2 separate regions of the Homo sapiens genome follow, and region 2 is linked to region 1. A link is an interaction called in ENCODE POLR2A ChIA-PET data of the cell type or tissue named here. Cell type or tissue: MCF 10A. All regions are shown on one strand. Region 1 overlaps NOS1AP (nitric oxide synthase 1 adaptor protein). Region 2 overlaps SPATA46 (spermatogenesis associated 46).

Region 1 (4,000 bases):
CATGGATGACAGGAGGTGACTCCCATCACCTGGGGTACCAGGACTGACTGAGCCAACTGGTGACTAGGCCTTTGGCCTCGCCTCGCCCTACACTCTGCTGCAGCCTGTCAGCACCATTGCTGCTCAAAGCAGAAGAGCTTGCCAGATAAGGGAGGGATTCTCTCTGGAGGTGGGCCCAGAAGAAGAAGGTACCCCATGCCTACCTCCCCTGCTTTCCTCTTCACCTCAGATTCTGGTTCAGAGCCACTTACCTTTTTCTTCTTCTTCAGAATCACTTTCACTCCATCCACTGAAACCATAATGCTCACTTTCTTCTTCTTGATGTTCTTGGCTTTAAACTCATACTGCAAGAAAGAAGAAAACAAAAAGAAAGTGCAATCTGATGAGATCAGTGCATCTATACAGACCCAGCTAGCCCATGCCTGGAAAAAAGGTCCCCAGACAGGTGTGGGGAATAGCTCCTGGGGGCAGGGAGCACCTCGGGGGATGTAAAAGCAGGTGGATGTCTCAGGCAATCTCTGGGTTAGAAACGGGACTCTGAATAGTCTATACCACTTCTCAGCCATCAGCTAGCTACCCTCATGAGATGAAAACATAGCCTATTTGGAATATCCCATAAAAAATCAGAACCTTCCCTCAATAACTCATTCTATCATTTAATGACTTCCACGGTCAGGCAAGTATTCCTAGTGTCTCATCAAAGGCTACAGAAACTACATTCCATCCTCAGCAAAGACTAACAGCTGGAACCAATCTTCACATCAGGGTTTTTTACACACTGAAAGATAATTATGAATTCTCAATTACTCTCTAAAAGTTCAATTTCAAATTTCCTTTATCTGTGAGTCAGTCTACAAGTCTACCCACAGCCCTGCTAGCCTGAAGATTTTGGCACATCTAGAAAAGATATGGCCTCAAAAACCATGTATTTGTTAAGTTTTATTTAATTATATTTTTAATTGACAAATAATTGTACATATTCATGGGGTATATAGTGACAACCCCTGTGTTTTGAACTCTTATTTGTAGTTCTAGACAGGGATGCTCCAACCACAGACCCATACTGCTGATGGATGTTGGCGTCATCCTCAATCTCAGCTCTTTCTGGTACATTTGTTCATTCATAGCCATCTCTTAACACTTGTGTAGCTATTCATAACTGGTGGTATAATTCTACATTTTCCTCAGTGAACTTCATTTTGAGCACTTCTCCAGTTTATTAAAACCATTTTCATCTGATTCCCATCTTACTATCACCGCCTAGCAAACTTCACTTGCAAGCTCTCCAATCAAACATCTGGGCTACAGATTAAAAATTAAGATACACAAGACCCAAAGCCCACCCACATCCCTTCTCCGGGACCTTTTATACTCAAGACCTTCTCCTACCATGTTGCCACTCAAGCCTGGAAAAAGGCACCTAACACCTTGACAGTGCATCTGAAACCTAATTATTTCTACAGTTAGCATTGATAGGCATGAACTTAATCCATCCTAATGAGATAAAAACATAGCCTACTTTGGAAATCTCATTAGAAATCCAGAACCTTCTCTTCACTGTGCCTTTTAATATTCTGATGTTACAAACTCAACTCAGAGCTTCCTACTGTCCTGAGTCTATCCTTTTCACTAAAATCTCAGATCTTCTATTCCACTGTACAGAGTTATTGTTGATACTTCTTGGCTATCTGTTTCCACAAGAAACATTCTTGTCTCTACAAGAATAGGACCTCACTAACTGAGGTAAGAGATCCTTCTTCACGTTGTCATTGCAGGCTCTGGTCACAGCTGATTTGAGTGTCCTGGTGACAGCAACCTACATCATTGATGACCACAACCTACATCACTCCCAGTCTGGTGGTCACTTCCCCACCTCCACTCTACCCTGTCAGCAGCTCTTCTTTTACCAAGGGGCCCTGGAAGAAGAGCAAACCAGAGCAGCAAACACACGGAGACAGGAGGAAACTCCACTTCAGCCCAGGAACCCCAGGCCAACTAACAGTAAAGAGTAAAGGGGAAACGGGAGGCAGAGAGGGAGATGGAGACAGAGAAGAAGAGGCGCATCTGACAGGATTTTTTTTTTGCACTGGAGTCTGGCTTAGGTAGGACAGGACCTCAGCCATATAACAAATTCCTCTCTAGGTCAGCAGCCACAAACCAGCGAAGGTTAAAGTTGGTTTGATTGGCATGCACTTGAGGACATGGCTCCAGTTTGCATTGTGTCACCCTGACTGCAGCATTCTGCTCAGCTGCAGTGCTGGATGAACTCAAATAACCTCTGGGTGGGAGAACCGGCATTACAATCTGCAAGTCGGCTGACTTTGGCCTTGTGCCTACTGAGAGGTGAACCAGCTACATTTCCTGACCACACCTGCATTTACCTCCAGTCACTTGGGCTTTAATAAACACAACCTTCCAGCTGCACCTCCCTTCTGAACGAGTCACTAAAATCAGGCTGCTCCTGCCGGCCAAAGGAGTACAGAAGAGTGTGTCTGATGCACTCAGGTGGAAGTTAAAGGCTGAAGAGTCCCAGAAACACCCAGAAGAGGGCAAAACCTACCCTAGACAGGTTGGACCTCAACTCTTTTATTGTTCTTTGGTCTCTTACAGTATATCACTTTCATATGCCCCATATACTTCTCTTTTCTAACAATAAAATCAAAGCAGAAATATCAAGTACCTACCTCTGCAAAACACTACATCATTCTCCCCAGTCCTGGTTTTAGAGAACATATTGCCTGCTATGCCATAACCTTAAATGTCTTATATTTCTGGAAGAATGTTGTAGTTGACCATATCTCTCTTTCTTGCTTTGTCCACCTCCCTGTTGGTTTCACTCTCTCTGTGGCCTTTATTAATCATGATTTCTTACCCGAGCATAGCAAGAGGCACCCAGCCAGCTCCTTGCTTGTGTATCTGAAACCTTATCTATTTCTACAGTTAGTATTTTGGCAGGCTTGGCCATGCCTTTTAATACCTTCGTCTTAAGAACTCAAAAGTGCAACTGAACTTTCTCTTTAGAACTGGAAACAGGTCTCTAATTCAATCACCATGCACATAGTTCCCAATGGCTCTTACAGGGTCTGTGGGCACAGTCACTGCATGAAAAAGCATGACCAAATGATTTCTCCCAAAACCTCAATGATGGTGACAACACAGGTGCTCCTTACAATAGCTGGTGGAATGCTCTGGAGTCCTTCAAAATGAAGATGGACAAGAGAGGCAGGAAATAGGCCTCCAGGTTCCATCACGGCTGCCAGAACTGCCTGAGTGCTATTTATAAGGACTCTTGGGTTGGACACACTCTGCATCTTCCCCACCTGCCTGCTGGTCAGATGTCCCATACCCTTTCCAATAGAAAAATTAAAATTAACTTGCAATTATGTTGGAAACTAGGAAAATAAAAGGAAATCAAGTATCTGAAAATGCTTGAATATTTATTATCATTAAGCCATTTGTTTATATGGCAATTATGCTTTGCTTGGACAACATGTTATTGTGTTCACTGAGGGGTGAGAAAATGAATTTGGACAGAGGAGAGATAATGGAGTAACCACAAGAATGGAGAAGAGAAGGGGCTCTCAGGGACAAATCCTCCTTTTTCCCAAACTGACGGTGCTGCTCCAAGGTGGAGCACTGCCTGGGCAGGTGAGCTCTGGAGGAAGCATCTGTGTTCCACAGGACAGGAATCCAATCTGCTCAGGCTTTGCCAGGGGCTGAAGAACAAACAAGACTGCTGGTGCCACCGTCTGTGGCTCAGACCAGCCTCCCACAAAGCCCATGCCAGCCCTGCAGTCTGTGCCAACGGGCCTGGCCCTCCCTGAATATGGCCAGGCTGATCTGATGCATTTGCTTTGCCAGCCAGAGCCCCACCAGCCTGGACAGATGAAGCCCTACAGGACTTGACCTTTCAGGGAACAAAACAATGCAAGTCCTGGAACACCACCTGCAGACTGGAAAGGCCAGGGGAAAGTGTCTGGGGTTTCACAAATAGAGCCTT
Region 2 (4,000 bases), 88 kb before region 1:
GGGGAGTCCCAGAAAGTGGAATCCCAACCTTGCTCAGCTCACCAGTGTTTCTTCTATAACCCAGACATTGCAAAGACAGCAGTACCCACTGAGGCATCCAGCCCAGCTCAGGCCCTGCCACCCCAGTACCAAAGCATCATTGTCAGGCAAGGGATACAGAACACAGCGCTCTCACCAGGTGAGGACTTCTCTGACTCTGGGCGGGAATGTGTGAGAGGCTAAGGATGAAAAGGGGCTGCTTCCCTAAGGAAGCAGAGGTGTCTGGAAGCTGGACCCCCATGCGCGGTCTTGTCACCTGCAGCCTCCTATCTGGCCCTTCTTCCTTTGGTAGACACCCACAGGCCTGGGGCTCTCGCCTTGCCTCCCCTCTCCTGTCTCTGAAACTGGTGTGCAAGAGCAGTTTCTGGCTGAGTGGGCCGTGGAGGGATCAAGATGAGCAGTGAGGCTGAAAAAAGGGTCACAGCCATGGGTGGCGAAAAGAGGGACTGTGGGAGGCCGCCGGTTTGGCTATCCGCTGGGTCACCTGTCTGTGTCTATCCTTAGAGGAGTCAGTGGACATGGTGTCTCCAGGAGGGGAAGGCCTCGACAAATACCAAGGCTTACCAACTAAAAGCAGCCTCTCCTGCCCCAAGATCCAACGGCCCTTTGTACCCCTAGAAAAAGAATGCAGTGAGAAGGAATGCCCTCGGCTGCTCTTACCACTGTCTTGCGTCTGCTCTCAGAACTGCAATCGTGGTGGGGTGGAGGTAACCGAGGTCATGCCTGATGTTTGCCTTCTTACCTTTCTGCTCCAGCATCCTTGGCTCCACTGCTCCCTGCCAGAGACTCAGACCTGGTCCTTTCCTTTGCAGACTGCAGCTTGGGGGATACCCAGCACGGAGAGAAGCTGAGGCGGAACTGCACTATCTACCGGCCCTGGTTCTCCCCCTACAGCTACTTCGTGTGTGCAGACAAAGAGAGCCAGCTGGAGGCCTATGACTTCCCAGAGGTGCAGCAGGATGAGGGCAAGTGGGACAACTGCCTTTCTGAGGACATGGCTGAGAACATCTGTTCGTCCTCTTCCTCCCCAGAGAACACTTGCCCTCGAGAAGCCACCAAGAAATCCAGGCATGGCCTGGACTCCATCACATCCCAGGACATCCTAATGGCTTCCAGGTGGCACCCAGCACAGCAGAATGGCTACAAGTGCGTGGCCTGCTGCCGCATGTACCCCACCCTGGACTTCCTCAAGAGCCACATCAAGAGGGGCTTCAGGGAGGGCTTCAGCTGCAAGGTGTACTACCGCAAGCTCAAAGCCCTCTGGAGCAAGGAGCAGAAGGCCCGGCTGGGAGACAGGCTCTCCTCCGGCAGCTGCCAGGCCTTCAATAGTCCTGCTGAACACCTTAGGCAAATTGGCGGTGAAGCCTACTTATGTCTCTAGAGAGATGCCAATAAAGTTAGTCACAGCCTTCTGTCCAGTCTGAGGTCACCCCGCACAGCCTGCTGTCCTTCCCAGAACCCGGCTCTCATCACCTTTGGCTAATGGTTGCCTAGCAACACCAGGCACACACCCTCCCCTTTCTCTCTTTTAAAAATAAAGACAATACTTGAAGTTTGGGAAAATCATCTAAGATAGAGGTTCTCAAAGGTGCCCAGCTGGCAGTACCAGCAACCCCTGGGAACTCTCAGGCCCTCCTCAGACCTACTGAATCAGAAACTATGGGTCTGGGGCTGGCGGTCTATGTCCTAACCAGCCCTCCAGGTGACTCTGATGCAGCTCAGCTGTGAGAAGCACTGCTCTAGGATTCTGGCCTCTGCTTGGTCCCTATGTGGTCAGTCCTTGCCCCACCCTGGGAAGAAGGGGCTGGATGCCCTTTCCTATTTGCATGGGGAAGAATCTCTGCAGTTTTAAAGGCTTCTTTGACGGTAGATCTTCTGAGGGGGGAATGTGGAGGAAAATATGCCTCTGAGTATAAGGCAGGTAAGAGGCAGATGGGGCTGAGCTCACCCGGGACTGAGCTCTCAGGCACTACCATCATTCACTTAGAACAGCCATCCAGTGCTGGGGCAGAATAGAATCAGTTTTGACCCAGGAGACGTCTTTTCTTGGCTGCTTTGAGCCAGGTGAAAATAGGCAGGTAAACATGGGAACCTATTGCTTCCTGTTACCAAGTAATGTGTCCAGTGGGCAGCCCTGACTCTGCCTCCATTTCTGAGTGAACCTCCTGGTCCATCTGACCCAGAAAGATGGATAAGCATCAGGGATGCAGCAGAGACATCTATCTTGACTGTAATGTGGTTTTTAAAAAGCACCAAATGCTTGCTGGTCATCCTTTCAGGCCTCATTTACCTCTTGCTTTATCACCCTGATGACTCAGTAGCCCCTCCACTGCAGTGGGCACTGCCTTGCAGGGACCCTGGCACAAACCCCCGCCCTGGTCTTTGCCTCCCTCAGGGCTTGGCCAGCAGGTGGTGTGGAGGGTCCTCCCTCACCTCCCAAAGGCTTTTCCTCCAGAGTCTTATCTGTGGCTTAGCAGAGCTGCTCTGCTTATCAGTGTGCTGCTAAAACCTCATTTGTGGTCGTTCCCCACAGAGTGGGAGGGAGGCTGGGCTCGATCCCCATCGCATCATGTGCTGTGAGACCACTGCGGCCCTGTGCCCTCGAGCCATGCTTCTCACCCCATTCTGTCCCCAACCCCACCCAGCCTGCATCCCAAAGTCCAATTGACTGCCAGGCTCCAGCTGGGCTGGGATCCAGGACAAGGTCACAACCTATCCAGTCCAGTGTGCAGAGGTCTCCAGGCAGCCCTGACATCACTCCCAGGACCCTGTGCCCTGAAAGGGCAGATGAGTGGCTCTGGGCAATCTTTTTAATCCTCACTCCGAGCTACTGTTGTCTCTGTCCTTTGCCAACCCCATGCTCCCTTCTCTATGGCATCTGTACAACAGGCATAGAACATATCACGAGAAGGAAAACAAGCAGGCCAGGGACTGAGCCCAGGTGCCATGGCACGTGCCCATCCCGCCTGCCAGGTGCTCGTGGTTAGTGTCTTCTCCCTAAAGACAGGGCGTTTTTCACATTCCACATTTAATGTTGTATCAATGTAACCCCAGGAATTTTCTCAGTACAGAGCTAAGTTTTAGCAGAGCAGGAAAGAGCACCCAGCACTGTACTGAGCAGCACAGGTGCAGGCAGAAGGAAGCTCCCTAAAAGGGAAATTGTTCTGTACCCTGGGTCACTGCCAGGCACTCTCTACTGGGTGCTTTTAAAATACAATCTCATTTACTTTCCATAGTAGCTTTGTGTGGTTTATACTATCCCCATTTTCGAGATGAGAATACAAAACTCAGTTCAGTTCACTTAGCCAGAAAAGAACAGAGAGCATGTGAACCCAGTTGATCTAACCTTTTCAACTTTCTCTCTAGCCTGGGCCTGACGAAGCCATCAGGCCTAACACATCCTCTGCCTGCAAAATGGCTAAAAGTTCCAGCCAAAGTGACCTGGCTTTTCTAAAGTCTGTTCTGTGTGATCCCACAGCTCCTCATTCCTCAAACACTCCCTCCTTTACCAGGCTCCTCTGCCCTTTCATTTGTACTCCTTGCAGGGAAGCCTACATTCCCATGAATCAGGACTTCTGTGCTGAGCTGTGTCATAGTGATACCATGATCCCCGCCGAGGTAGGTATGAGGAGGAGCCAGTTTTGTCCCCAGTATGAACATTTCTGGAATGGGCCTATTCAGACTTCTACCAACTACATATTTCAGGCATTTAGTCATGAAGTCCGTGAAATAGTATAATCTTTTTTTTTTTCTTTTCCTTGAGACAGGGTCTCGCTCTATCATCAAGGCTGGAGCGTGCAGTGGCATGATCTCGGCTCACTGCAACCTCCGCCTCCCAGGCTGAAGCCATCCTCCCACCTCAGCCTCCCAAGTAGCTTGGACCACAGCCACTCACCACCATGCGTGGCTAATTTTTATGTTTTTTTTTTTTTAGTAACGGTCTTTCCCCATGTTGCCCAGG

Evidence for each region. ChIA-PET counts read pairs that join two places held together with the same protein. Peaks named below come from ENCODE experiments on the same cell type or tissue, not always from the same donor. Only the 100,000 strongest peaks of a DNase experiment are listed, where the experiment ranks them.
Region 2: POLR2A ChIA-PET joins it to region 1 with 6 read pairs; 3 of 35 experiments call an interaction of 5 or more read pairs at or near these places.

The regions. Positions count from the first base shown.
Region 1 is chr1:162,283,688-162,287,687 of GRCh38, reverse strand. It overlaps NOS1AP (nitric oxide synthase 1 adaptor protein), which reads right to left. Exons shown (of 10, transcript NM_014697.3): 3 at 252-344. Among named protein-coding and RNA genes, the nearest start is that of MIR556, 57 kb to the left of the region's middle. In MCF 10A, no CTCF peak of the experiment used is centred here; a DNase peak (open chromatin) is centred at 2,337.
Region 2 is chr1:162,371,468-162,375,467 of GRCh38, reverse strand. SPATA46 (spermatogenesis associated 46) reads left to right here. Exons shown (of 3, transcript NM_182581.4): 2 at 65-178; 3 at 852-2,265. The coding sequence ends at 1,420. Among named protein-coding and RNA genes, the nearest start is that of SPATA46, 3.4 kb to the left of the region's middle. In MCF 10A, no CTCF peak of the experiment used is centred here; a DNase peak (open chromatin) is centred at 1,507.